Regions from separate parts of the Mus musculus genome. Here region 1 is linked to region 2. A link is a loop called in an ENCODE intact Hi-C map of the cell type or tissue named here. Cell type or tissue: gastrocnemius. All regions are shown on one strand. Each heading gives the region's core, and the rest is flanking DNA. Links, peaks and the distances in the headings are about the cores only.

The links. A loop is a pair of places that touch in the nucleus more often than their neighbours do. Peaks named below come from ENCODE experiments on the same cell type or tissue, not always from the same donor. Only the 100,000 strongest peaks of a DNase experiment are listed, where the experiment ranks them.
Region 1: it touches region 2 in a loop (2.2-fold over the local background); 5 of 42 quality-filtered maps call a loop at or near these places.

What each region holds. Positions count from the first base shown.
Region 1 is chr1:106,266,097-106,269,008 of GRCm38, forward strand. All of the region lies in intron 1 of Phlpp1 (PH domain and leucine rich repeat protein phosphatase 1), which reads left to right. Among named protein-coding and RNA genes, the nearest start is that of Phlpp1, 96 kb to the left of the region's middle. In gastrocnemius, for the core only: no CTCF peak of the experiment used is centred there; no DNase peak of the experiment used is centred there.
Region 2 is chr1:106,169,771-106,172,682 of GRCm38, forward strand. It overlaps Phlpp1 (PH domain and leucine rich repeat protein phosphatase 1), which reads left to right and starts at 2,099. Exons shown (of 17, transcript NM_133821.3): 1 at 2,099-2,912. The coding sequence starts at 2,234. Gm20753 (predicted gene, 20753) reads right to left here and starts at 1,754. Exons shown (of 3, transcript NR_040630.1): 1 at 1,570-1,754. In gastrocnemius, for the core only: a CTCF peak has its summit at 1,554 (motif pointing right); DNase peaks (open chromatin) are centred at 1,797 and 2,585; H3K4me3 peaks cover 1,414 bases; H3K27ac peaks cover 1,670 bases.

The DNA.
Region 1 (2,912 bases), core at 235-2,734, 96 kb after region 2:
CTCAGTTGTCTAGCCCTCCCCTTCCCCCCGGACAGGAAGCTCTGAAGTCCACACTGGCCCTGGCAAGCCCTGGCTCCCACTCTGACTAGGTGGGTGTCCTCCCTTGTCTTGCTGCTCTAGATGCTGGTCCTTCCCTAGGAGTTCATACCCTGTCTTCCTAGGGCCCTGCTGTCCTTGGGTATCCATCTCCATGTTTGCTCTCTGTCTTTATGTGTCTCTCTTCTGTTCCTGCTCCCCAGCCACCTTATCCTTGTTTGTGTCTCCTCCCCCCCCATGCTGGAGGTGGAATCTAGGGCCTTGCACATGGGTAATAAGTACTCTTATTACTAAACTACGATTCCAGCCTCTGCCTCCATTTCTCACTTGGGCGATTCCTTCTGTGTGTGTTCCAAGTTTCCCTTTTTATAAAGACTATAGTCATTAGATTAAGACCTATTTTAATCTAATAAATCTTTATCTTAATTTAGTTATATATGCCGAGACTCTGGTACATATGAATTAATATTCTGTATGTTAGGGCCCAAACATTACTTTGAGGTGCAAATGGGGGTGTATAGCTGCCACTGTGATTTGAAGAGTAGAAACAAGAGAGCATAAGTAAGAGGGCCTTGTCCTGTAGGACAGCATAATTACTTAGATGTAGATGGAGGCACAGCAGGTGAGGTATTTGTTATCGACTTGAGTCTAAGATGTGCGGTTGACATTTATGCTTCAGTGTATGTAGATCTGATAATCCCTCAGGGTTCACCCTCAGTACATGGAAGTAATTTTAGAAGCTCATTGGCATTTCTCAGCATCTCACAACTACTCACATGTTGTGGCAGTCATTTTTATTTTTAAATTGCATTTCACTTTACATATTCGCCATTCATTTAAAACATTGGTTAGTATTTTATGATATGTAGATTTGCTGTATTTCCTATTTTTCATTAAAGCATATGACTGCAGTAATGGAGTTGATAATTAAGTGTTATATTTCCAAGGTAGCTTGTTATTTTTCTAAGTAATTTCATTCTTAAAAATTTTTATTGATCTTAAGGTTTTGGAAAACATTTTATTCTTAAAGATAGGTGGTACTCCCAAGGATAATGGAAACTGAAGAAGGATTTCATGGTGTATTTTTTGTGGACCATGTTTGTATCTTACCATCTAGTTTAGATTTAATTAGTGAATGCTAGTTCTGTTGGATGCTGTGAGTAGGTGGGAAATATGTTGAATTTGTAAGATCATGATAGTTTCCAGGATTATTGTGGTTTTGAAGTTCTTTTCTATTACTAAGAGCTCCTCTTCAAATAGTGCAATAAAGTTTACCTTACCGTGAAGTAAACTGCTCACACTGGCAGTCTGCTCGTAGGTTGAGTGGACCTTGCGCTCTTACTATCCTCCTGCAACCCCAACTCCTCCAAAGAAAGCCCCGGCTAGATGTGCCATGTGCCGTTATTAGTTTGGATTTCTAGATAGGCTATCAAGCAGCATGATACCTTCATTTCTGCAGCATTTACTTTTAGGATTTCAAAGTCAAAACACTATATTGTGCCTTGCATCTATTTAGGGCTCTGTTAAGTGAATTGCATAGTATTAATTACATGATATTAGGTTTTATAAACACTTTCAACTACACTGAACTGAAAAGTATTGCAATACTAGATATAGGTAGTAAATACTTAATCTTTGAATTAAAAAATGAAGAAAATTAGACTTATTTAGATTAGAGGTCAGTTGTACAGTCAATGGTTATTCCAAGAAGTATTGTCCCACTGGAGCCTCAACATGCTATAATTAGTCAAGATGGGATCATTATTGATTAACTTAGGCTCTGAGTCCAACAAGAAGTGAGGGTAAGACCGGAGTTAGACTGCAAGCTGAAGAGTGAGTGCCAAGAATTGTACCACCAGAATTCAAGAGCCGGGCATAAGGTAGTTTCTCTCTTAGAGCCCCCAGAACCAAATCCACCAACACCTTGACTTTGGACTTGTAGACTCTAGAGCTATGAGAAAATAAATTACTTAGGTCAATACAGTTCATGGTAGTTGTGCTGCCTCTGGGTCTAAGACTCGTTCTCAATAGAAGCTGGCTGCCTTCTTGCTTCAGGGGCCCTTTACTAGCAGCTCAGAGTCATTCCAGTATTGGGCAATGGGCTGCTTGCCACACTGTTGAAATCTGCGTGTTTGGACAGGCTTGCTTACAGGTTTTCATAGTTTTGGTTGCATGTTGGAAGAGCGGGAACCTAGTACCCTACTCTTAGCATTTCCAGATCTAGAAACTTGCTCCAGTGAGGGTATAGTTAGTTTGAATGTAACTGATGAAGAAATCTTAGTTAATGCAGCAACTGTACAGAGCAGGTAAAGTGTAATAGAATTTTTTTCTTTCAAGTTCTCTTGATTGAGTTTGTGGCTAATCTGTCCAGGCAGGGAGCTCCATTTCAGCTGACACAGGAACTTAGACTTCTGTCTTGTGGCTTACCCATGCCTGAGAGCCCTCAGAATCTGCTGGCCCCAGTCTTTCTGTCTGGGCAGTGGGTGGAAAGTATGTAGAGCACAGTGTAGCGTGGGCTGTTTCATAGGCAGTTCTGGAAATGGCATGTATGTCCCAGCCCACAGTTTGTTGGTCAGGACCAGTATACGACTTCAGTTGCATTCCAGGAGAGATGGAGAGATGTAACTATCACGTATATTCAGGAATTAAAATTCAAGTTGTTAAAAACTCACCAGTCTCAAGCTAAACAGCACATTGTAATTTTTGTACATTCATATAAAAATAGATCTATTTTGCATTGTGTAGTGCTTGCCATTTTAAAGTGACAATTACTTTTCCTGTGTGTACTCTAAGTATTTCCCACAGTTTTAGTGCCATGTTGATTAATGGCATTTTATGACTTGTATAACAATAAAATCTTTAATATTTCTAGAAGA
Region 2 (2,912 bases), core at 175-2,674:
TCTCCAGCTCCAACACTTGTTCTTCTGTGTGGAGAAGATCTACTTTTTTCTTTATTTGGAGATAGTTACTTTTCCCATTGCTGTAACAAACACCTAACAAAAGGTTACTAAATACCCAAATAAAGAAAGACGTATTTGGCTCACAGTTTGAGGGCAGAGAACGTCAGGGCAGGGAGGGCAGCGTGGCAGGAGTTCCAGACAGCTGGGCACACTTTGTCAGTGCTCAGGGCACCTCACCCTCACACACATACCCCGTGTTTCCATGGTGATTCTAAATTCAGTCCAATTGGATCTAATCAAGTGTCTGTCCACCGCCCTAACAGTGTTTGACAACTATTATCATAACTTCTTTTGTTTTGAGACAGGATGTCATCATGTAGACCAGGCTGGCATCAAATTCAGAGATCTGCTGTTCTCTGCCTTCTGAATGGCAGGATAAAGGCATCACCACTGAGACTTATAACTATAAATAAATGTATATGCATGTGTGTATAATATTCCCATAATAAATATTAGTCTTCTGGAACCCAAAGGTAAGGTACAGGATATCTTCATTATTATTATTACTATTATTCTTTGAGTTACTATGTAACTTTGGCTGGCCTGGAGCTTGCTCTGTAAAAGAGGCTAGTTTTGAGCTCATAAAGTTCTTCCTGTTTTAGTCTATCGAGTGTCAGGAAGAACTTAATTTAAAAAAATTATTATCATTATGTATAGGAATGATTTGCCTGGAATATGTCTATGCATTACATTGGAGCACTGTCTTCAGGGTGAGCTATTATATGGGTCTTCTTGAAGAGCAGCCCACGCTCTTAGCTGCTGAGCCCTCTAACTCCGGAAAAAGACTTTTAATTAGTGTCTACATCTGCAATGCCATCATGAGAGTGGCAACTCAATGACCAACGTTTATCAAATTATTTCAAATAGTTAATTGCCCTAAACCAGCTTGGTTCAACCAATAAAAAAATGTTTATAGATCATACAATGTAACAGTAAACACCCATACAACATAGGTAGAGCGTAGGTGGTGAGCAGTTTGTGGACGGAAGTATGGAGAACAGACTAGACTGGGAAACCTTGTCTCATTCACCCTTTCTACCCGGCCCCGAGTGCGGAAAGAAAAATCCAGAAAGAACCAAGAGAAAGCAAGTCTATCTCCTATCCCACTATGACTCCATTTTAATATTTCTTCCTTCGTCCACTGCTTTGTGTCGTTAAGCTTCTTTTAAGCTTAAAACCAACGGGATACAAGGCTCCAAGCAGGTCCTTAGCTATTTCTGTCCTAATAGGGGAGGGAGTAAATGGGTTTAATTTGAGTGCAAACACTGCTAGCTTTCATGGGCCTTGAAAAAAGTGCGGAAAAAGTCAGGAAGACGGGGCCAGCGATCCTGTGAACTGTGTATGTATTTTTGTCTCATACAAAGGCCTTACCTAGAGTTTAGAGTTCCTAAAAACTCTCAATTTCAATTAGCCAGGAAAATAAAACTCATCTGGCAAGCAGGAGAGGATCAAGTTAATGAAAAACGTTCACAGGACACAGAGTTCAACGGCAGAGGGCACAATACCCACCAACAAGGGCCAGAAGCTGGAGGAGAGGGTGGGCAGAATTTGATGATATCTGGGCCTTGTAGTTCGCTGTTGGTCTCTTCTGGGTATCCTCGACACGAAGATGAACTACAACCCCCACTGTGCAACGCGAGCCCCTCTCGCCACCTCTCCTCTATGGCGAGGACAAACCTCCTGGGAAACAGCTCCGCCCCACCCCCGTACGCACGCGTCACGTTTGTTTACCCTGAGGCCCCGCCCCCAGCCTCCCGCTCTCCGCAGAAATGTCGTCATGCTAACGATGCATATTCATGATCAACTCCGCCCCGCCACCGCCCGCCTTCCCGCGCTTCATTAATATTCATGAGGCGAGCTCGGGCCGCAGCTCCCGGGAGCTGAGGCTGTCCAGCAGCGGGCGGGGCCTGGCGCTGGGGAGCCCGCGACCCGCGGGGAGGGTGTGTGTGGGGGGGCGGTGGCGGCGAAACGGGCGGGCGGCGCGCGGGATGGAACACCGAGACACCGACGGAATGCTCCGGATCGCCACATAATCCTCTGGAGCGGCCGCGCCGAACGCCATCGGCGTCTCCGTTCTCTTCGCGCCGCCGCCGCCGCCGTCTCCCACCTTCGCCTCACCTCCTCCTCCTCCGCTGCCTCCGGAGCTGGGGGAGCGACGTGAAGCCCCGCTACGATGGAGCCCGCCGCTGCAGCCCCGGCACAGCGACTCGCGGACCCCACGGGTGAGGACCAAGCCCTGGCGGCGGCGGCGGCCGAGGGCGGCCGGTGTCCGGATCCCGCGCTGAGCGCGGCGGCCCCGAGCGGCGGGAACGGCGGCGCGGCGCGAGAGGAGGCCCCCTGCGAGGCGCCGCCGGGGCCGCTGCCCGGCCGCGCCGGAGGCACCGGGCGCAGGCGGCGGCGGGGAGCTCCCCAGCCCGCGGCCGGTGGGGCCGCTCCGGTGCCCGCGGCCGGCGGCGGCGCCAACTCGCTGCTGCTGAAGAGAGGGCGGCTGAAGAGGAATCTGTCGGCCGCCGCCGCCGCCTCGTCGTCCTCGTCGCCGTCCTCGGCGTCTTCGGCCGCTGGCGGCCTCCCGGCGTCCTGCTCGGCCTCGGCGTCGCTGTGCACCCGGAGCCTGGACAGGAAGACGCTGCTCCTGAAGCACCGGCAGCTGCTTCAGCTGCAGCCGTCGGACAGGGACTGGGTGAGGCACCAGCTCCAGCGGGGCTGTGTGCACGTCTTTGACCGCCACATGGCCTCGTCCTACCTGCGCCCAGTGCTCTGCACGCTGGACACCACGGCCGCCGAGGTGGCGGCCCGGCTTCTGCAGCTGGGCCACAAAGGCGGCGGGGTGGTGAAGGTGCTGGGCTACGGGC